Regions from separate parts of the Mus musculus genome. Here regions 1 and 3 are each linked to region 2. Evidence: chromatin loops called from intact Hi-C (ENCODE). Cell type or tissue: heart. All regions are shown on one strand.

Evidence for each region. Peaks named below come from ENCODE experiments on the same cell type or tissue, not always from the same donor. Only the 100,000 strongest peaks of a DNase experiment are listed, where the experiment ranks them.
Region 1: it touches region 2 in a loop (5-fold over the local background); 14 of 42 quality-filtered maps call a loop at or near these places.
Region 3: a loop joins it to region 2, with 5 times the contacts of the local background. A loop is called at or near these places in 9 of 42 quality-filtered maps.

What each region holds. Positions count from the first base shown.
Region 1 is chr13:95,386,092-95,394,091 of GRCm38, forward strand. No RefSeq gene overlaps it. Among named protein-coding and RNA genes, the nearest start is that of Aggf1, 15 kb to the left of the region's middle. In heart, a CTCF peak has its summit at 4,263 (motif pointing right); no DNase peak of the experiment used is centred here; H3K27me3 peaks cover 691 bases.
Region 2 is chr13:95,715,950-95,723,949 of GRCm38, forward strand. Iqgap2 (IQ motif containing GTPase activating protein 2) reads right to left here. Exons shown (of 36, transcript NM_027711.1): 11 at 5,564-5,724; 12 at 108-232. All of the region lies in intron 1 of Gm52062 (a long non-coding RNA gene), which reads left to right. Among named protein-coding and RNA genes, the nearest start is that of Gm52062, 14 kb to the left of the region's middle. In heart, a CTCF peak has its summit at 4,182 (motif pointing left); no DNase peak of the experiment used is centred here; H3K4me3 peaks cover 636 bases; H3K27ac peaks cover 891 bases.
Region 3 is chr13:95,664,176-95,672,175 of GRCm38, forward strand. Iqgap2 (IQ motif containing GTPase activating protein 2) reads right to left here. Exons shown (of 36, transcript NM_027711.1): 21 at 7,054-7,262; 22 at 4,193-4,342; 23 at 1,418-1,581; 24 at 1-112. It overlaps Gm33074 (a long non-coding RNA gene), which reads left to right and starts at 7,962. Exons shown (of 2, transcript XR_382776.3): 1 at 7,962-8,000. In heart, a CTCF peak has its summit at 3,310; a DNase peak (open chromatin) is centred at 7,526; H3K27ac peaks cover 2,760 bases.

The DNA.
Region 1 (8,000 bases), 330 kb before region 2:
ATGTCTTTAGTGTTGAAGAGATGGCTCAGTGGTTAAGAGTACTTGCAAGTCTTATAGCAGACCAGATTTAGTTCTCAGCATCCTTTCCTTCCTACACATCTGTAACTCTAGACTCAGGGCATCCAATGCCACCCTCTGCAGGCAAAGCACTCATCCACATTAAAACACAATCTTCAAAAGACTTCTTTAATATTTGTAAGAAGAGAGGTTACAGGCACCCAGGGGAAAGACTATGGCACATTTGAGAGCTCAGGACTGGGCTTCTCAAAAGAGAGAGGCACTTGGCTGTCTTTATAATAATCATATCTAAGGTATGGGAAATTTCTGGTTAGTATCTTCAGAAAGTCATTAAGAAATTTAAATGAGATCACTGTGTGGTTTTTGAGCTGTACTGAACAGGATTACAATGAATAAAGTAGACTCAAGGGCCAGTAAAATGGCTCAGTGTGTTAACAGCATTCCTGCCAGGCTAGCCTAGCTAAGTGTGGAATTCCATCTCTGGAATTCATGTAAAGGTGGAAAGAGAAAACAGGCACCACAAAGTTGTCCTCTGACCTCCACATGTGTGCAGTGACACACATGACTGTCCCACACATACATGTATCACATCACACAATACACATCACACACACACACACACACACATACAGATCACACAAATGTACATGCACATCACACACACACATCAAATCACACATACATACTCATATCACATCATACACATACACACATCACACACACACATATATACAGATCACACAAATGCACACACACATCACATCATACACACATCATATCACATCACATTACACACATACATCACACACATATACACATCACACACACATCACATCACACTCACATGCACATTTCATACATACATACACATACATACATCACACACCTCACACAAGCATACACAGGTCACACACATATACACATCATATACACTCATCACATACATACAGATCACACAAATACATATACACATCACACATACATACACACACCAACAATAAATAAAAAATGTTTTTGAAAAAATCAAAGTTAGGTCACTATCATTAAACAAAAATCAGTATTTTTGCTTTAAGGATTTCCTTGACTATCTGGGAGAGGATTAAGGAACTGCCCAAAGTCGTGTATCCTCAGGCCCCAAGGCTGGCTCATTGCTGACTTAAAATTTTTATTTGAAAATCTCTATCTATATATTATAAAAGAAATTTAATCTCTGTTTTTTGAAACCTTCAAACAACAAATATTGTTAATGGCATTGAAATTCTTGAGGGGTAGCTGGCAAGAGAATTGAACCAGTCTCTAGAGTTGGGCACACCTTCTCTTTCCCATGTGTTCACAATTCCCCAACTTTGTCCTGCATTAAGACTTCGAACATTGGGGATTTCCAGAGAGTGCTGGACAAGGAGGCATTTTCAGTAATCGCCAGAGGATATGTGTGTGTGTGTGTGTGTGTGTGTGTGTGTGTGTGTGTGTTTGTCTTTGTAAGGAGTGGAAACAAAGGGTATACAAGGTGCAGAGCAATGTCACTTACATGTCACTTAGTTTAAACTAATGGACAGGTTTCTCTGAAACTCTAGAATCAACCAATGTTTCCTTCCATAAGCAGAGTAAATTCTCACGGCACATTGAAGGATGTCTGGTTTACAAACAAGGACCAAAGAAGACACAAAAGAGCAAAAATAGAACAGAGACTGACATAGAGAACAGTAGAAAATAAATATTGTCTTAGCCTTTGTTTTGCGATCGGGTCTCTGTTGCTTAAGTTGGGTCTAACCTGTGATCTTCCTACTCGGTCTAACAGGAAGTGGCAGGGAGCAAATGTCTACCTCCCTACATCTGGCTCACATTTTTTTGACTAGGAGTAAAGGATATAAAGATTAAAACCAGGCAACACCATTGTTTGAAAGCTGGCCTGCCTCGGCAAGCCAGCTCTTATCTCTCACATTTGCTCATTCCTTGGAAACTCAGATAAGCATCTGAGTTCTGACTTGATGGTGTGGAATTTTGGCATGGGTAACTCCATTTTAATTTTTAGCCAAATGTGTTCGAGCCCAGTGTGGTAGCTTAGTAAAGAACAATGGTCTTGTGTGTTCTTAGTTCAACAGTGTCATTTCCTACACTGAGTGACCATGGGCAGTCCTTTGTACAAACTCTGGGCCCCACACTGAATAAAACACACCCCAAGCAGAGCTGGTTATCAGAGCGGGAAGGGCTTCACACTTGGTGGGGGTCGATGTGATGTGTGTGTAAGGAGTTCAAAGATCAGTTCCTAGCACCTACACTGGGTGGCTTACAACTGCCTGTAACTCCAGCTCCCCCTTAACTCCACTGCCCCCTTACGGCCTCTGTAGGCATCTGCACACATGTGCATAAACCCACACAGGTCACATAGTTAGAATGTATTTAACCTAGAGATCGATACACAGAGCCATGCATGTACCTTACTTGTACATTACACTATGTTAATAATTTGTTATTGGTTTTGTTAATTATGGCTGCAGTCGTAAGCATGAGCCTTGGCTCTGTCTCTCACCGTCTGTGTCACATTCAGGACATTATACCACACTTTGTCTCTCGCTATCCCCATTCTGACAAAAAGAGCCACCATTCGGAACTCATCTGTAGACATGGACAACTATGCAGATGTTTTCTAGCAGCTTGGAAGGTCTGTGCCCTGATATCCTTTCCCATTTCCCTTTCTAGTGATAGGTACACGTGCGTGACTTGGAGATGGGATAGTTAGGGGGTTGAATAAAGATAAATGGTCCACACAGACATCATTGAAGAACAGCATTGGGGAGAGTAGATCTGACGCTGTCTCCAGCACCTAGAGGGACATCTGGTTTCCTGTACTCCCCGTCCCATCCCCTCTCTTCCCCATAGTATGGATTTAACCCACTCTCCTTGTGTGAAATGTCTAGAAGTGACTCTAATGTTCCCATACGGGAACGGCCTCTTGCTCCACGACTCTCTAAAGTTATCTCACATATTAACCGCGAGTGTCTCACTCCATACGGAGACACCGTGAGGAGCAGAGACCTATTTTATAATTGTCTCTCCAGAGCCGAACACAATACGGGACACAATCAGCAGGTCAATCGTGTATCAAAAATGACCTCAGCAAAACTTTTGTCATCCTTTCCATGGAAACTCTGTTGGTCCAGTGCCAGGCACCTAGCTAATTCAGACAGAAACTGATTTCAAATGACTCATATGTGTCAAACGTAGGAGAGGTACTTGCTCTCCACATCCCGAGGCTGTAAGTTTCTGGCTTTAATGAAATTCAGAGTGTTCTTTTTGTCCTTATCCCAAGCTCCACCCGGTCTCCTGAACCAAATAACCGACAGTCAAGTCACTAGTGTGTCCCTATGTCTTTCAAGTCAGTTTCAAATTTTCCAGAATTAATCCACTCCAGATACCACTACTTGGCTACTATCTCTCGTCTTATCAGCCGTGCAGTTGGTGGGGATAAAGGTATCCATGATGATACCTATCTCTGTGACTCCAGGGCTGAGAGTGATTGGAGGGTGAGGAGAGGGTCGCAGAGCCCTCCCCTCCTTTGATGCACTCTGTAGCATGAAGGTTCTGGTGCACAAAATATGCCTGGGGTGGTACTGAGTGTTGCAAAAAAGTAGAGATCAAGAGTTCTGCACACAGCAGGACACTGCACACTGTATTTATCATTATTATTGCTTTTGCCAGTGTCTCTTCGGGTCCTTAAAGCTTTTTGCTTTGGTGTTTTGTTGTTTTGTTTTGTTTTGTTTTGTTTTGTTTTGTTTTGTTTTGTTTTTGAGTCTAGGTGTCACATGTCCCAGGCTGGCCTTAGTAGACCTTATGTAACCAAGGATCCAAGAACGTCTTTGAACTTTCGATCCCCTGCCCCCACTCCATTTGAACTTCTACTCTTCATGCATCGACCTCACGAGTACTGAAATTGAAGGTATGTTCTACCGTGTAGGTTTATGCAGTACTGGGGTTCAAACCCAGGGCTCCGTGCATACTGGGCAAACACCCTAACAACTGAGCGACACTTCGAGACTCCCCACCCCCACACACGAATTTTTAAGTTAACAAAATCTGTCTATATTAGAAATATACGAGACTGCCATGGAAATCGTTTCACAAAGTCTTACTTATTCATTTTGCTCCCCAAAGCTGGGGTGACAGTTGAGGCATTGCTTGCCTTAGATTTTCAACAAGGAGCATTTGGAGAACTTTGTTCTCCGCCATGCTACTTCCTCACGTGTCCAGCAGGTGGCAGGCTTCTCAAACATAAGTGCTTCTGGGAGCCTGAGCCGCATTCCCCCAGCACTGCAGTCTGTTTGCTTTCAGAAATCCAGTATTACCTTTAAGGAAAAAAAAAATGCTTTTAAGGGTCTGAAGAAATTCTTGACTGTGTGACCGCAGTGACACAGTCAAGGAAAGGAACGTCCGTGGTTTCCGTATTTATTATCAGTGGTAAAGCTGTAGGAAGCGCTAGAGAACGCTAAGAAGGGCCCTGTTCTGAAATGCACCCCACAAAAGAGTGAAGACAAAGAAGGCTGTTTCACCAGGTAAAGGTGCCCGCCTGCTGCTTACCCTGGCGGCCAGAGTTAGATACCACATGGTAGAAAGAATCGACCAACTGAGCCAGACATAACAGTCATAACAGCCAGTCCACACTGTCTTGACGTCCTATAAACTTGTTGTAAGCCAGTGTTCAACAGAGAGCCACAAGTTCCTTTCCACCCTGCAGTCTCAGGAAACTTTATTCATGGTAGGAGGATGAATGCTAGGAGGAGAGCCAAGTAAGTCATTTCCATGGTTTTCTTACTAGGGCTACTACACTCTAGAACAGTGCTTCTCGCCTTCCTAATGCTGCGACTACCCTTTATACAGGGATTCCCCCCACCCCAGCCATAGATTTTTTGTTGTTGTTGTTGTTGATACTTCATATTTGTAACTTGCTACTGTTGTAGACTGTAATGTAAATGGTTTTAGAGATGGAGCTTTGCCAAAGGAGTCACGACCCACAGATTGAGAACCACTGCTCTATAGGCTACACGGTCCTGGCCCCATTTGATAATGTTTTAGATTCATTGTCTTCCCAGTGACCTCACATAAAAGCTACCGTGCCACGGGGTCACCAGCCTGCAACTCAGCCTAGATCATGGTCGCATTCAGGGAAAACAGCGCATCAGACTGTCATTATGAAGCTGTGAGTCTCATCACAAACACCTACACTAATGCTTTTCTCTAAAATCCTCAGAAACATATAATCAGCCTGAAAATAAAGGAAACGCAAGTCAGAGACATCACTTTCTGGTTCACACAGCATCCATTGGTCTTGGCCACGCACTTACAAGGATGCTATAGGATACAAATAATCTCTAAGAAGATTGAAAAGCACCGCTTGCATCAAATCACGATAGGATTCATTCACTGCATGGAATCAAAAGGTTCAGAATTTCGTGGCTCTCAAAGCTGTCACGTGATCAAGGCAAGCCTTCTAGGCCCTTGGACTCCCTTTCAGGAGAGAATTGTCAGTGACAAACAGAAGATGTTTCTGGTTTCTTTGGAGATTCCATTGTGTCATGTGATGTTTTTCTGGACACTGTCTTAGGAGGAGGAGGATTTCGCTAAAGCAGACACGTGAGAGGGTGTTTTATTGAGAACAGTCACGTGGTGTTTTTCTGGAGGCAGCCTGGAAAAAGGGCTTGTGATGTTTTGCTGGAGCGGATGCTTGAGAGAACATGTGACATTAGAGAGGATAGAAATATAGCCCAGTGGACAGTGCGTGATGCTGGATGGAACTGGTACGCCTTGCCACTCTTTGCTGGTCACTGTTTATTGTGACTTCATAGAGAGAAACACACCAAAAAACTTCTGGGGGTGTTCCAGTGGCTTCTTGCGACCTCCAAGGACTCTTAAGTCAATTGGCCAATTGGCAGTCTTGGGGTTTCTCTGGGTTGACCTACCTTTGCTGATTCATTCATGAATGGTGTTTGTGGGCGGATCGTGCTGCTGCTGCTATCCTCACAACACAGATTGGATTTGCTCCAAAGAACTATTTCTAAACAGGGCCACATCCTCCTTTGCCCGATTAACCTTGCCTTTCCACTACCTCTGGTGGGTGGTGGGCTAGAAGGGAGGTTAAAGCATTTAAGTACCCTTATTAAAAGTAGATTTGAGAAGTCTAAGCCTAAAAGATGTTTGTCTCAGAGAATAAAATGTGTAAACGTGTCGATGACCTTCATAAGCTAGGAAGGGGCTCAGTGGCCACATGCCTGGGGCCCTGCATTTGATCCTCAGTAACACACACTCACACACACACACACTCACACACACACACACTCACATGCATACACACACACTCACACACACACACACACACACACACATTCACAAGTGTGACAGGGTGTAAGCTTAGCCATAGCACATTTAATCCAAACACAAATTACGTCTGGAGTTTTATACTGAAGGATTGAGAAAGATGAAGGAACCAGTTCCCACCACCACCACTGGGATATGGTCAAGAAGTCGGCATTATTATGAATGCTCTTAGGACTGGTAAGACAGCACAGTATGATGGGTAAAGGCCCTTGCCAACAAGACTGGTGACCTGAGTTTGATCCCTCAGCTCCACATGATAGAAAGAGAGAACTGTCCGTGCGCGGTGGTGGCACACGCCTTTAATCCCAGCACTTGGGATGCAGAGGCAGGCAGATTTCTGAGTTCGAGGCCAGCCTGGTTTACAGAGTGAGTTCCAAGATAGCCAGGGCTATACAGAGAAACCTTGTCCTGAAAAACCAAAAAACAAACAAGCAAACAAACCAAACACCAATGGAAATAGTAAGTTCTTATTGCAAACATTCCTTAAGATGTTTATTTTCCTCACACCCAGACCAGAGGAGGATCCATCCATTCCCTTGGAGGTTGCCTAGCATGGCGACCATTGTGACGGGTTCAAAAGGTCAAAGGTATGATTGATGTTAGACACGGTTGGTACAATGTCCCTCTCTTGGGATGTTTATTCACTGGGTGGACCGGTTGGGAGATTCCTTCCTGTACTGCCCCCTCTGGACTTCAAAAGCAAGTCCAATAAGAGTCAGAGTCATCTCACTTTTAGAAGAGCAGGTTGAACTGGTAACCTGAAGAAAAGCAGTGGCACCAGAGACCACGGGGATGATAATTGGAAAGGACAGCAGGGAAACCTACACAACTTAGCCATGGCAGAAGGGTTGTCATGGAAGCGAGACATCCACTCAGCCCTGATGGACTACGAAGGCAGCCAGCCCAGCTGCAGAGGCATTAAAGCAAAGGGATGTGGTAACTGCTTCAAAAGAGGCAGAGCCATGGTATCAATGGTTAACAGTAGCAGTGGAGGCGGTGGTGGCAGCTGCTGCAGCGGGGGTGGTGGGTGGTGGGTGGCAGCAGCGGCAGAGGCAGCAGCAAACATGTAGCTATAGCTGCTGCTTGAGCTGAAGCAACTGTGAGAGAAAGCCACAGTGATAAGAAGCAGCTAAGCGGGTCAAGGTGGAATCTCTGTCAGAACAAAGCGAATTGTATAGGTAGTGATGACATGTGAGAGGCAAAGGTGATGCTGAAGAAAGACAGGGGGCAGCAAAGAGGCAGAGGGGTGAAACTACAGGCCCTGGATGTTAGAGACACTCCCGGGAAGTATCAGGTCTTCAGGGCCAAATGTACCTTAGGCATGGGAACTGTAACACAACTGTTAGCAGGGCCTGTGCAATCCCAGCTTCCTAGGTGTGCAAAAACAGAGCAAAGGGTCTCACTCCTGATTCCTGCACTAGAGGGCCCTACCTGGTACTGCTTTGTGGTTGCCTGTGCCATCTTTTGCCGTGTAGTCAGATGCCCCAGAGGTACACAGGCTCCCACAGACCAGAGCTCAAGGAGCTTCACCAGCTTCTATCTGGATAGGAAAAAACAAACACACAAACAAAAGCCAAAAAAACACAGTATAATGAAGGCAGCAGGCACATGTG
Region 2 (8,000 bases):
TGGATGCTCCCATGAGCAAAAACTCTTAGAACTCTCATCTAGAGAATATAAAACCCACACGGGTTGTTCTCCAAGTTCTCTACAGAAGGAAAATGTTCCATACTTACGGTCATTTTCTTCTTGAATCTGGTTATTAATCATATCGATACAATTCTGAATTTCATTCCAGCTTAAGGTATCTTGCCCTTGGGATAATGCTTCTTGTTTAACAGAGAGTAGTGCGTCTGCATAACTGGAAGAGAAAACAGTAAAGCCTCAGCTCAGACTTCTCCCACGCCTCACGTCCTGCCTCTCAAGCGTTACCCAGGGGCCAAGTGGAGATGCTGCAACCAGCCGGGCAGAAGTGAAGATCTTTCTAGAGAGACACTTTGTGTTTCTAAAGAGATACTTTGTGTCTCTCAGTCTATTAGAATGTTCAAGTGATGGAACCCAAAGAAAAGAGAATTTATTCTGGGAGAAGGAAAGTGTATCAGCCAGAAGGGGAAGTTATCTCCTGGAAAGAGACTACATACAGTTCTAACAATTTGTCAGACTACCTTACAGGATGAGAATCAAGCCAGTGATGGGTCACTGATGGGTGGAACCACACCTTTTCTCAAACTGCTTACACATGCATATACTTGGCTCTCTATTTAAACTTTGATCTCACTTCAAGACCTCTGTGATGGATGTGGGGATTTTCTGGATCTCTTTGTGGCTATAGCGATTAAGTTTTCTTTTCTTCTCTCCACTTTTAACTTGGATCTTTTAATTGACTTATTGAGTACAGATTGTCAGGCCTGACTTGGGACACAGATTGCAACTCCCATTGTTCAAAAGCAATATCCTGAGGTTAGACAAAGAGTAGACAAGCGGGTAAAATTGTCTTGTACAGCCCTGTCAGCACATGTTAGACTGACTTTTATGGTGTAAGCATTTATCTTTTTGCAAATGTATTTTATTTTGAAATCGTGTCTGCATGGATCTCTGTGTGGACATGTGCCATGGAGGCCCCGGGCACTGGACTGCCCAGCAATCAGAGTGATAGGCAACTATGAACTGTTTAACATGGGTGCTGAGAACTGAATTGGGTCCTCTATGAGAACAGTATGCAGTCTGAATGCTAAACATCTTTCCAGCTCCACTGTCGATTTCTTCAAACAACCAAAATTGTTCCTTCCAGGTATGGTGGAGAAGAATGAGTTTTAGATTATTAATTACAACTGAATATTGTTATTTATTTATATGCCTCCGTGGTAAAACGTTTTGACACGTGCAGACTGTCCTTGTGATTGTATACGCTTGCAATCATGAGACCTTTACTCAGGTGACCTCTCATAACCCGCAGAGTATAAACTGTCTGATACTCTGAATAAAGTTGGCTCTTACATGAGACTTTAGTCTGCCTCAGGTTCTGCCCCCCTCTAGAGCAGCAAACACCCCACTACTAGTGCTTTTTTATCCAAAGTATTTTTTTATGTCTATGAAATGTTCACTGTAATCAAAGCTCCTCACAACCCAATCTCCTATTTAATCCAAGCAAAATTAAATCCTCAACTACACAAAATGACTTTCCTTTTCTCTTCCCTTCAAAATTCTTGAATTGAACCCAAATCCTTCAGTAGCCTAGGCAAGCATTCAGCCACTGAGTTAGAACCGAAGGCCTCTTTTATTTTTATGTTGAGATAGGGTCTCACTAAGTTGCCTTGCTGGCTTCAAACTTGGTATGTAAGCCCTGGTAGCCTGTGACTTTACTCATCCTGCCTAAAGTGCCTGAGTAGCTAAGATTAGCAGCTTAACCCACCAAGCCCACCAAGAGTTCAAAGCCATGAATATATATGTCCAATAGCCTTGATGGACAACTCAGACAGCTGTGATACACTTTCTCAGCATCACAATGCAGGGGTGAGAATAATCTAGATTCGTTTGTCACCTGTACATTTCTGATTAGTTTTTTTTTTTTAAATCGAGGAAAATTTTACCGTCTACTACCATGAAACTCTCATATATTTTTAAGAGTCAATTTTACCAATGAAAATTATACAGTTAACGTGAACCAGTTGGCCAAAAAAGAAAAAATAAAATCAAGAATCTGTACTGTTTCATCTTTTGTTACCAAGGAAATGAAGAGCAGTTTTTTAGGTACACAATTCACCTGTGGCTTCTGTCTGTAGCCCCTGATGCCTGTGAGCAAAGGAAGCTAAAAAGAATACTGCAACGAGCCTAAGTGTTTCCCTGGAGGCGACAAAAGTCCCCAAAGTTCTTCATGCTACCAGTGACACTGAGGTGTCTTTTATACAATGTAGCTTAAGAAGAAAAAAAGTTCTGCAAAACAGGAAGCAGTGATGACGAATGATGGACACCAATGGAGGCCAACCCAAAGTAGGCCAAAGTAGGCCGAAATGGGCCAGGGATTGTGCTTGAGAATTTTGCCTCACAAAGTCACAAAGAAGTTATGTTACTGACATCTAACAAGTAGCACAGATGAAACCAACAGCAGGGACTCCTGGAGATCTGTACTGGCTAGCCTTCCTCAGAGACCAAGGCCATTCTTTAAGAATGTACAAAGCCTTTCGGGGCCTCTTGTAGACTTAATAAAAATATAAGTGATGGCTCTGTAGGAATCCTTAAGGACTGGAATAGACAACACCCAGGATCCCCTTAGAAATGTGTGCCATTGAGCCAAAGGGAAGTTTTAGGAAGGAGCCCATAGGACTTCACAGTCCCCTCAAGTGAAGGCTCTTCAGTACAAAGTCATCGCTGCAGTGTGTGTGTGTGTGTGTGTTATAATATATATATATATATATATGCTTCAGCCTATATAATATATACATATACATACATACATATATGTATATATATATATATATAATACACACACACTACACACACACACATAAATATACATTTATATATATATATATATATATATATATATATATATATATGCTTCAGCCAGGCCAGCACTAACAACACTGGGCCTGCTGGCCCCTCTGTTATATATCCCATAGAAGTCTAAAACCATGATGCCACTTGGATTTGGACCAGAGGGGTTCAACTATGCACTAAAACAAGACTGTTCTTCTTTGCTGTTATTGTTGTTAATGTTGGTAGTGGTGATGGTAGTGGTGGTGGTGGTGGTGGTGTGTGTGTGTGTGTGTGTAATTGTATAAATTATACATATATATACACACACATACTCATACAGATATATGTAATATTTTCATATTGAAATAGTCTCATGTAGCCTGAGCTGGCCTCAAACTTGCTATATAGTCAAGGAGAATTCTGAATTCATCTTCCTGCCTCTGTGCCTTCATGTTGGAATCACAGGTGTGTGCCACTATGCCAGGGTGACCCCTGTCCTTAAGTTATTATTATATCATGAACTTGGCTCGTGCAGGCAATGTGGCTCTCGAATGGAGCGAGTCCCTTTCCTTAAGTGGTATTTGTAGATGGGGGCAATTTTGATCAACAGAGTGGACGGCTAGAGTACTGGATGGGAGAAGTACTGTCAGTCAGAGGGCAGGTGGCCCGGTATGTTTGACAATTGCTTTGCTAAGAGTCACGGTTACATGTAACTCTCCAAGGAGCGAGCAGCTGTGACTCATACTCCAGCATCAGGAGGGCTCAGAAGTTGGTTAGATAAGTGTGACTGGCGACCTGAGGAGGAGAAGAAAGAGGTGGGAGCTTCATCATGGACACTGCTACTGCACAAAGGGAGAGACACTGCTATGACGGTGGTCCCTGGAGAGGGAGCCTTTAGCTGAGGACTGGACACAGAGATCAGCTGGGCACAGAAGGTGCTGGCCAGGGGCAGAAGAAAACTTGACATCAGACAGATTTCTAAGCTTGGAGCAGCGTCTGCTGTGATTGACAGGAGCAGTGGAGGGAGGAGTCACTGCCTGAGAGAGCAAGGGGTGCTGTGATTGACAGGAGTGGAGGGAGGAGTCACTGCCTGAGAGAGCAAGGGGTTTTGTTCATAGAGATCAGGAGGAGGGAAGCGTCTTCAGGAAGACGCTTCTTTTCTGCCATTTTGTGCATGCTCAAGTGACCTGTCACCATTTCCTCAGAATCTAAGAACTCTTTCAGTTTCCTTTGCAATTGCGCGTGATGCAGCTCTAGCTCTCCATCTGGAGCCAGTTTAGAATCACTGGCTAAATTTTCATCAGGATCTGGGTAGACATCTCCCCCTGGTGGTCACAGCAATTTAGGGGCCACTCATCTCCTTTCCTTTTTCCTATCTGATCTCTCTCTCATTCCAGGGCTGAGTGCTTTGCAAGTGTGCTAAGGCCCTGCCCTCAGAATCCAGAAGCAAAGAGAAAGAACAAACCTCTCATTTGTCTTTTAATTCCAGCCTTAGCACTCTCTGTAGATCCACTGAAGTCGTCCGCCTGACTAGCAAATGCAGCTATCGGGGACCCCAAAACGAAAGGGCTTACAAGGCTCTTTTAGGCCAACAACCACTGGAGAGAGTTTGGGGCTCCACTTAAGGTTCATAACCTTAGAAGTTTCCTTGTCAATAGAATGGATACATTGTATATACAGCTACTTCTAACTTTCCTAAAGAAGCTGGAAGGAAGGTGTACTTTTTTCTTCTTTTTTAAAAATTTAATTTTTTTACTTATTCACTTTACATCTCACTCACTGCCCCCTCCTAGTCACCCCCTCCTACAATTCTTCTCTCCTCCACCCTCCCCCTCTCCTCTGAGCAGGTGGGCCCTCCTGGATATCTTCCCTTCCCAGCTTGGCACTTTAAGTCTCTGGGAGACTCGGTGCTTCTCCCATTGAGGCCACACAAGGCAGCTCAGCTAGTAGAACATATTCCACACACAGGGGACAGCTTTTGGGATAGCCCTCCATGCCAGTTGCTCTGGATCCACTTGAAGACCAAGCTACATATGTTCAGGGAGGCCTAGGTCCAGCCCATGTATGTTCTTTGGTTGGATGTTCAGACTCTGAGAGCCCAGTGGGTCCAGGTTAGTTGACTGTTAGTCTTCCTGTAGAGTTCCTATCCCTTGTGGGGCAGCGATCCTTCCCCTATTCAGGAAGGTGTATTTTCTTTTCCCTTTCCTTTCTTTCTTTTTTTAAAATTAGATATTTTATTTATTTACATTTCAAATGTTAACCCCTTTCCTGGTTTCCCCTCCGAAAATCCCCTATCCCCTCCTCTCTTCCCCTTGTTCACCAACCCACCCACTCCTGCTTCCTGGCCCTGGCATTCCCCTACACTGGGGCTTAGAGCCTTCACAGGACCAAGGGCTTCTCCTCCCATTGATGACTGACTAGGCCATCCTCTGCTACATATGCAGCTGGAGTCACGAGTCCCACCATGTGTACTCTTTGGTTGATGTATTTTCACAGCTCCTCTAGGTATCAACTTGGAATAAAGTCAGTTGTTAATACAAGATGACAATTTTGTCTCTAGGAGAGGAGGATAAAGAAGCCCCTGTGGCAGAGCAGACCGCTCTTGAGAAAATGCAAGCAGGACATGTGGACTTTTCCACTTGGGGGTGGGGGTGGGGGGATCTGCCAAGCACTTTTTTTTTCCACCCTGAAAGAGCATCCGGGAAGTGCTCCTTACCGGTCCACGTGTGCCTCATCCAGATTGTTGAAGCCTATGGTGGGGCTTCTGAGTTGGTTCTGCACAGCCACGAGGTCACTGCTCTCCAAGGCCTGGTTTAGCAGAGCAACGGCAGACAACATTTCCACGGCAATCAGGAGCTCCTCGTGGGCCAAGTAGTTCTGTTGGCAAACACAGGGTAGAGTGAGCTCCCGGCATCGCATGCACGGCACAGATGTGCTTTGGACACGGGATGCATATGACAATGAGCATGCCCACCTGCTCTTCATTGGCTTTCAGGAAAGCCACGTAAATGGCTCCTAGGTTCCCTTAGATTATTGTTTTGGGGGCTGTGTTATGTATAACCCACAGTTACAATGTCACAAATATGTATCCCACCGCGGCTCCCAGAGGTGCCGCCTGCCTACCAGGCTCCATCCAACCTGGCAATTAAGCCAGTGGTTAGACAAAACAGGCTGAGAGGTCCAGTTAAGATCTCAGTACAGTAAATGACTGGAAACCGGGTCCAGGAAAGAAGGGCTTTACCTAACTAAATGTTATAAACCTGGAAAAACAAATACAATCTTTAAGCTGAGGAAGTTGACTCTAGCCCCCAAAAGCTAATTTTGCTGTTACAAATTGGGTAGAAACTTTAAAATGTGCTATAAGGTTTAGATATTTGATGCAATTTAAGGTGAAACTAGTTTTTTGGGGGGTGGGCGTAACACAAGGAAGTACCTCCAAATTTACATATTCATGAATCTATTTGGATTATTCATAAATGCGTTAGCTTTCATTTTATATGATTTTAATCAGTTTCAAAAGGGATAGTTCTTTTGTTATATTGAAGGGAGGCAACTTTAAAAGATTTACTTTAAAAACTGAATATATCACGATGTATTTAGAATATTGTCCATACAAAGTATATTTATATTAATATATACATTATAGCTTTCTGGATCACCACAGAAAATCTTAAAACAAACTGATTTCAGCATGATAATGCACGTTTTGTGTTTTATAGCAAACAAGAAAGTGTAGCAAGCAAAGGCGCATTTTATCTAATGACACAGATTGACCATACATTTGCCACCTGATGCACTGTGACTGGCTACAAGGTTACAGCCAATGCTTAAGTACTTCCCCTCTCTCTCTTCTAATGCACTAGTCACCCCTGTCCAGTAGGTTAAGACAAAAGGACAGGAAGGCAGGAAGAGAAGACTTGGCTGCTGTTTGGATGACACTGACTCATGGCAGAGCTAGACTTGAGTGTCTGAGCTTCAAATCTAGGAGAAGTGGAGGAGGAGAAAAAGGACAAGTATGTTGCTTAAAAAAAAATCTGTTTTTTTTTTTCCTTTTAGTATAAAGTATTTGTTTCTAGGTAGAAAATGTGTGTTAAAGTGAGGGAGGTCTTGGAACATAAGAATAAACCAACAAATCCTCTAATCCAGGGACTGGAGAGATGGCTCAGCAGTTAAGAATTCTTTCTGCTCTTCTAGAGGTCCTGAGTTCAAATCTCAGAACTGCTAGGAAACTTATAACTGTGACTCTAGCTCCAGGCTAACACCTTAGACCTCTATAGGCACTCACACACACACACATACACACACACACACACACACACACACACACACACACACCTTTTTAAAATATACATTCTATAATCTAAACCTTTTAGGCTATAATTGCTTGTTTCTAACCCACTAAGATTTATAGGTGTTATTCACTATAATTGACTTTTGAAGAATTATATAATATGCACCATTTCCCAATAAATGTCAGTCTGTGGCTTTTTTTCCAATTAATGGGGACCTTTTGTGATGATCATTATTCATTAAATTTATTTACCTGCATTTATTTTGTGTGTGTGTGTCTGTGTGTGTGTGTCTGTGTGTGTATGCAGATGTCAGGAGCAACTCATGAGAGACAGTTTTCTCCCTCTACTGTGTAGGACCCAGAAATCAAGCTTAGGTCCTTAGGCTGGGTGGCAACTGCCTTGTACTTATCAGGTTATCTCACAGGGCCTTATTACTTTCCTACCATCCTTTACGCTGGTTGCACGGTATTCCAAGCAGAGGAAAAATACCACAAATTAAGTACTCTTCTATTAGTATCAGTCAACATGGAGCTAGATTCTTTTTTCTCAGACTAATAGACATGTTGGGAAACATCTCTATGGCTAAGCTTCCTGTTTCCTGTTCTTCAGGCTCAGTTGTCAGAACACAACAGAATCATGAGCCTTTGAGATACACAGGGCACAATTTCACATACCAGCCTCTCTCCAGGAGCCAGCTGCTCCAATATTTATACTTACACCTGGGGAAATATCTGCGTAACCACCAATCTAATTTTACACACACACACACACACACACACACACACACACACACACACACACACACACTCGCACACTCATTTTCATTCACAAACATCTATATGAAAATGACTATTTAATACT
Region 3 (8,000 bases), 52 kb before region 2:
CAGGAGCTGGCGCAGGGTGTTCTGTCCCCGGGCGCCTCTGTTGAAGCTGACAACCATCTTGATGACTGTAGGGTTGCCTGTCACTATGTCTTGTACCTGGTCCACCTTTGATCTGGGAAAGCCCAAGTCAAAACAAGATGGTTGACTTCTTTGGAGAGAGGTTTAAACAAGATAGACTATCCAAGGCACCTAAGAGCTTTGTTAAGTGTCTTAATCAGGGTTTCTATTCCTGCACAAACATCATGACCAAGAAGCAGTTGGGGAGGAAAGGGTTTATTCACCTTACACTTCCACATTGCTGTTCATCACCAAGGGAAGTCAGGACTGGAACTCAAGTAGGTCAGAAAGCAGGAGCTGATACAGAGGCCATGGAGGGATGTTCTTTACTGGCTTGCTTCCCCTGGCTTGCTCAGCCTGCTCTCTTATAGAACCCAAGACTACCAGCCCAGAGATGGCACCACCCACAAGGGGACCTTCCCCTTGATCACTAATTGAGAAAATGCCTTACAGCTGGATCTCATGGAGGCATTTCCCCAACTGAAGCTCCTTTCTCTGTGATAACTCCAGCCTGTGTCAAGTTAACACAAAACTAGCCAGTACATGGAGTTTTATTTTTCTTCATATGAAACAGAATTAATACGGTTGCAACATAAGCTGCCACTTATAAGATGTGCACTTCTTACCCAAGCAACTCAAGGCCTGGAAAATTAAGCTACAGCTTCAGTCTCATCCTACAGGGAGGAACAAGCTGCAAATGGACGACGACTAAGATAGTGGGTGACCCTGTCCTTCTGCTCACCCCGGGCAGCCCTGTCCCTCTGCTCACCACAGGCGACTGTCCTTCTGCTCACCATGGGTGGCACTGTCCCTCTGCCCACCATGGGCAGCACTGTCCCTCTGCTCACCATGGGCGACCCTGTCCCTCTGGTTCACCTCATTTTGAAGTTTTTCTTGGGTGAACAAATTGCCTCAATGTCTTCAGATGCCCTTTAAGGTCACTGCCATGTGGCATCTGGCTGCATCCCATAGCTGAGCTGCCTGACTCTGAAGACCTCCTCTGTCTAAGACTAACTGTTCAGCAGAGATCGCAACCTCTGCCCTACTTGCTGAAGATGCTGCTACTCAGAATTAGAAAGTAATGCCTCTCATTAACTTTCCATAAGTTTTCACTTGTGGGAGGCGGAGACAATCAAAGCTGATTCGGTTGGATCTCTGGTAGGAGAAATCTGCAGCTAACAATAGCTCCAAAAAACTTGAAATTCAACTATCAATCAAAATTCCACTTCAGTCTGACAGACCTTGATGCATTTCGACAGTATTTTGAATGGAATTCTTAAAGTTATGTGTGTCAGCCTGAGCTAGCCCACCGCTATCATGAGCACCTGCCTTGGTGCTTTCTCGTGGGCTTTATACCTACTTGATTTCTTCCTCCAGCGCAGTTTTGAAGAGCTTGAGCAACAGGTATTCTTCCCTCTGGTTAGAGGCGTAATTGTATAGAGTGAAGATAACCGTGTCCATGAATTTCGTCGACTTGTTCTGTGGCATCTGGAAAATCAGCTTAGCCAGGTATGAAGGTTTGGTCTACAAGAGAAGGTGGGAGCCGTCAGCTAGAGGCTGATGTCTACGAAAGCAGAGCGTGGCATCTGATTCTCGGCTCTCCCGTGACTGAATGTGTCGTGAGGAACAGATGGGTCCTAGCACACAGCCTCTGGCAGAGATCAGCTAATATTATACAATGACAGTTTAGGAAGCTACATTGAAACATTATAACATGTTAGTGCTGCTTATTACATGGTTTGTTTGCTATAGTCGTCTTTTATACATTTTTGTACTTTTAACGACATATAATGTTTATTAGAGAGACACAGAAGAGGAGGTGGGCCCATAGAATCTGAACTGAGGAGAAAGGAACAGACTGAAGTAGCCAAGCTGGCCTAGAAAGATTGACAGGTAAACAGAAGGAAATACACACCATCTGTGCCTAGAAGGAGAAAGAAAAGGCCCTGCTTACACATGGAGACAGTGAGCCAGCCCGCCATGACATTCTCCAAAGAGGGAGAAAGAATAAGGCTGGGGAGGGTGGGGGTGGGGTCAGAATAGCCAACAAGAGAAATTCCAGAAAGAACATGAGTCAAAACAAGGACCCACCTGCCCCCAGCCCCCCCCCCCAAGAATAAAAGGAGTTCAAGAAATTGACAGGAATTTAAAGACAACAGAGTTCCAGAGAAGAGAGTGAAATTAGAGCCAGCCTTTGGTCTAAGCGTCTTCCTCTGGCAGCTTTGCCGGCTGGACCAAAGTTAAAGGAGAAAATATAGTGTATACAGAGAGAGAGGAATTCACACAGAAAGATGGGCCACTCTTCTTCTCACTGCTCGTGAGAAAAGACAATGGTCAATGTTAGTATGCTTGGCAGCTAAGACTCACTCAGGATGCCCTAGCTGCGTGGCCTGAAGGTTTCCAAGAAAAACCAGATCCTGGTTTCTGTTGCTACTCTAGTTTTGAGATCAGAGTGTTGGGATAAAGTTCTGTGCATAAAATACCCTGGACTCTATTTTCTTTTTAATTTAAAAACTTTTTTTTTAAATGTGTGCGTCTGCTTGCCTGCATGTGCACTTTATGTGCAGGTGTTGGAGACCACGAGAGGGTGTCAGATACCCCAGAACTGGAGTTACACATACCCCAGAACTAGAATTACAGACGCCAACTCAAGTGGATGCTGGGAGCCAAACCTGGGTCATCTGCAGTGCTCTTGGCCACTGAGCCATCTCTCCAGCCCAGGACAATGTTTTCCTAGACTGCTAGCCTCTTTTCTACTGATAACTAAATGTAGGTATCATGGTTTTAAAAGAATTTATTTCCCCGTGTAGCTCGTGCTAGAGACACAGACCTAAGCACGTCCTCTCCTGGCTGGACAGCTGTGGAGAAGAGTCCCGACTAACGTGTGATCATAGGGCGACAGGAATCCAGGCCATTTTCTTTCCTACCATTTCATCACTGGCCTTGGACTCAAGGAGAGGTAAAGGCCTGGACTACAAGCAGCTGAGGAGTTCCTCCGACTTAAACACTCAGCCACGGCTTGACCACTACTCTAAATTGGATAAGCAAAGCATCTCTGCTTAAGGTGGCCACAGTGGAGGTGGCGGTGGGGGCGGGGGGGGGGCAGGGGGCGGGGAGCAGGGAGCGGGGAGTGGGGAGGGGCTCTTCCTTTAGGGAAAGGTTGCAGGTCAGGAGTGAATTGCACAGGCAAAGGTAAAAGCACGGATATTTTTCCTCCTATGCTGCCACATAGTGGCCATCAGAGGCACATATATCCATTTGAAGTCATTCTCCAATCTGTTATTTAGTACTTTCCGTGGGGCTCTTGCATGCAGTGAGTTCTTCTAAGTATCCGATCCAGGGAACAACAAAGGTTCAGGCACCTGCAGGCCTGGAGCCACACAATGAACTACTACTGGCCCACCTCTTTGAGGGTGGGTGGTTTTCCTGCTGGTGTGGAGTCTGCTGCTAATGGCTTGTACTTGCCCAGGTCCCTCAGTGTGTAATCAGATTGTCAACAGGGAACAAACCAATAGCCAGCCCATCAAAGTCCAACCATAATCCGGTACCCTGGATGCCATGTCAAATTATGACTCATTCGGCTCAGAAAATAATGCCATGAAAATAATGACGTCAAAATAGTCCCACCTCTCTGGCTCTGGCTCCCAAAGGAGGAGGTCTGTCCCTGGCACAGATTTGCTTTTCTAGTGACTAGTTTTGTCATCGGTTGACATGAAACCTTTAATGGCATGCTGAGGTCATCATGATGAACTTCACGTTGCTTCTGCACATCACTGAGGTACAGTGCAGTTGTGAAGGGAGCGAGCCTGAAGGCTAACTGCCTGCATGCTGCCTACTGTTTATTGGTTGGGTCTGAGGTTTTTCATCTGCAGTATGGGAAGAATGCCATTCCTTATCCTGATGCTCAGGGCTAGGTCAAGAATTCAATGAGTTACTCTACATAAAGCACCTAACGTTAACGGTTAGTACTTAGTAAAGCATTTCCTAAGCTATTATTATAAATGTTATACAAAGCTGTTATTATGATGTTCACATAGAGCATGTAACTAAGCTGTTGGCTGGAGCATGGGCGAGGATCCATAGTGGGAAGCTTGTTGTTTATCCACAAGCCAGAGTGGAGGAGAAGCTCGCTCACCTGGAGGAGGTAGAACAGTTGCTGGTAGGTCTCCAGTGTTTTCCGTCTCTCCTTACTCAAGCTTTTAATTCCCTTGTTGTCAGTGTTATTCAGTATTTCTATTTCACCACCTTTTTTCTTATTCAGCTTTTTTCTGTGTGAGATTACATCCTGTGAAGAATTTTATGACATCGTTATTTTTACCTTGGTACACTTTATCATTTTCCTACACACACACACACACACACACACACACACACACACACACACACACACACACACACACACATTCTGTCTCTGTCTCTGCCTCTCCCCCCCACAACCTCCTTGGGTTTGAATAGGATGGCCCCCATAGACCTCAAGTGTTTGAATGCTTGGCCCATAGGGAATGGCACTATTAGGAGGTGTGGCCTTCTTGGAGTCAGTGTAGTCTTGCTGGAGGAAGTGTGTCACTGTGGGAGTGGGCAATGAGGTCTCATATACTCAAGCCCTGCCCAGTGTGGAACACATTTTTCTGTTGCCAGTGGATCAAGATGTAGAACTCTCGGCTCCTCCAGCACCACGTCTGCCTGCATGCTGCCATGCTTTCTGCCATGATGAAATGGACTGGACCTCTGAAACTGTAAGCCAGCCCAATTAAAAAAAAATTTCTTTTTCTTTAAAATAAGAGTTGCCTTAGTCATGGCGTCTCTTCACAGCAATAAAAACCAAACCAAGACCCACCACAACGTGCATTTTCTGTTTCCTTCCCCTGGAAACAAAGGAAGAGGGGACCTTGAAATTAAATTAAATTGAAGAAGTGCCCCTGGTAGATGAGTTCAGGCTTTGCCATAGGCTTTATCCAAAGCTGTACTTGTTTGCTCTCAGGATTTAATGCAGGCATCAGAAAATTAAATGAAGAAAGAGTACTCTTTTTAAAAACATGATGGTGGAACAGCTAGATACTTACATCCTCCAGGAAAGAGTCAGACCCCCTACCTCACAGCACAAGAACCTCAAAACAGAAACACACACAGGAGCAGAAATGACCAACCCCGAGAAAGGAAAACTAGCCAGCAATTTTGACTTTGGACTGAACAACGGATTCTCCACTATAATACAATATAAGTTACAAAAGGAACAACAAAATCAGCCATCATCAAAGCTAAAAAGTTTCATGACTTTCCAGGATGAGAGAAAATGCCTGCAGATTAGAGAAACATGCTCTTTTTCTTTTTCCTTTTCTTTCTTCTTCTTTTTCTTTTTCCTTTCCTTTTTCTTTTCTTTTCAAGACAGGGTTTCTCTGTGTATCCCTGGCTGGCCTGGAACTCAGAAATCCACCTGCCTCTGCCTCCCGAGTGCTGGGATTAAAGGCGTGTGCCACCACCGCCCGGCTTAGATGCTCTTGCAACCAAAAACTAGAAAGACTCAGAACTGAAATGCACAAAAAGGACTAGAGCTGGCACTTCCTGCATAAGATGTAAGATACACACATGGCTAAGAAGCACAGACGCTCAACGTTAATTTTGTTCTTGTTGTTCAGGGAGCATGTCAAAGTTTTCTTTTCCTGAATTTCTTCACAAAGTTCCCTTTGCTGATAGAAGTCATATTATTCAGGTAGTGTCTTTTCTGCTGTTCTACTGTAAGCCATCGCCTTGTCCCTAGTCTTCCAGGACACCTTTTAGTGGTTACATAGTATAGACGTCAGGCTGAATTCATGGTTGAAGTAGTTAATCTTCGGGGCAGCCTAGGGGGACTCCTCTGGCATGTCAATGAGGGTGTTTGCAGGGAGATGTAGACAAGGAGGGAAGATCCATCTTCAGTGTGATGGCACCAGCCCAGAGGCTGGGGCCTCAAAGGAAATAAAATAGAAAATGGGGCCAGCGGACCAGCACCCACGTTCCCCCTCTCTGCTTCCGGCATGTGGAGGCAGTGAGCAGCTGCCACACACTCCTGCTGCCTCAGCCCCACCCGGCAGCTGTCATGGCCTCGATGGACTGTACCCGCAAACTGTGAGCCAAGAGGAACCTGTCCCCAAAACTAAATTTTCAAAAGCAGAAAGAAAAGTTACTAATTCCTTGACTAATTCATTGTGGTTTCTGGTGGATGACAGAGGTTCTGCTCTTGTAGGATGATTGAATGATCTTGAAGGTAGAAATTTTGAATGGCTTTCTGCTCATTCATATAGGTGTGTTTGTAAGTACTGGAGCCTGGAATCGAGGTGTTCTGCATATATGCACAATGTATTTTTCCATACACAAAATTGTCTAGGATTGTTGCAGCTGCTGTGTGCATTGGGAGCAGACCACACTTGTCCTGCATTTTGCAGGGACTTGGACACGAGGCTCTGACTGCTCCACCCTTCAATGTATCAGGATCATCTGTAGCCTTCTTATCTCAGTCAATAGTGATTCTGGGAAAAGACCCGAGTCCCTGGCAGCCTTGCTGTGCTGCCTGCTGTCATCAGGCTGATGTACTTTCCTATTAGTACATTTCATATGTATTTCATACCTAATATTTCGTATTAGAACGGTGAAATACTTAACACAAAGGCCTTGGCTTTATTATAAAGGTATGTATGGGCATAGGTTTTATCATATGAGAGTTTCATTTCAGAACCTGTACCACCTTGAAGGATGCCAATCTTGTCAGCGTGGTTAAAAAGATTTACAAATACGTCATAGGCAAGGGGCATGAAAATGAGTAACTTATAACAAAAAATGATAAACCTTGGGCAATATACGCAAAATTCCCAAAGCGCTTTCCTGAACCAGTCCTCCTGAGCACACACACACATACACACACACACACACACACACACACACACACACACACACACACACACACACACACACACACACTTCTCTCCTGGGAGCTGAGGGAGGGGCTCACTGCTCTCTGACCTCCAGCGTAATCCTGTTCTTCACCAGCAGTCCAATCTTGATGTCCATTAGGTTCAAGTCCTTCTCCAGCTGCTGATTGGCCCTGATCTTCGTCACTACTTCTTCTCGTAGCCTGGCTACCTCCAGCTCCTCCTGGAAATCCAAGTCACTCTGGTCCAACAGGTACACGAACTTTCGGATTACTGTTAATGGTGGGTTTTCGGAGCCAACTGTGGGGAGAAGAGCAGGCATATTTCAATTCAGGATTATCATGAGCAGGATAAGCAGCTGGCTCTGCAATTAAAATATTACTACAAAAATACGCCAACCAACATATGCAGTCTGTGGTGTGGCTCATTCTCCATCAGTGAGAGCCAGATAAGCAAAGCCACATAAACAAATGCACAAAACTGATAATGCCTGGGCCCCACTGTGTTCTATTTATCTAATTCTCACTAGCCAGCCCTCCCCCGACTGTCACCAGGCTCAGACACTGAACAGACAGTACTATCTACGTCTTATTGATGAGGAAAGAAAGTTAACCAGCAGACCTTGGCTCTAAGACCTGGTGGCTGAACCAGATAGATTAAAATTCTGGCTGCCAGGAGCAGGAAGCAGTTTCTCTCAGCACAAAGGATCTCTGGGAAGGAGCCAGAATTAGGCAAAAACCAACAAGGAAAGACAAAGAAGAGGGGCCTCTAAGAGCCAAGCAGGAATCATCCCAAGGGTGACTGGGGGAATGCTCTACTTGACAGAAGGGCAAAGATCTTAGAAATTGAAATTTGGTTATTGTCCTTTTAAGCACAGACCAATGGGAGCTGCTGAGAACCCAGAAGCCAGCCTCAGTCTTTTTTTTTTTTTTTTTTTTGGTTTTTTGAGACAGGGTTTCTCTGTGTAGCCCTGGCTGTCCTGGAACTCACTTTGTAGACCAGGCTGGCCTCGAACTCAGAAATCCTCCTTCCTCTGCC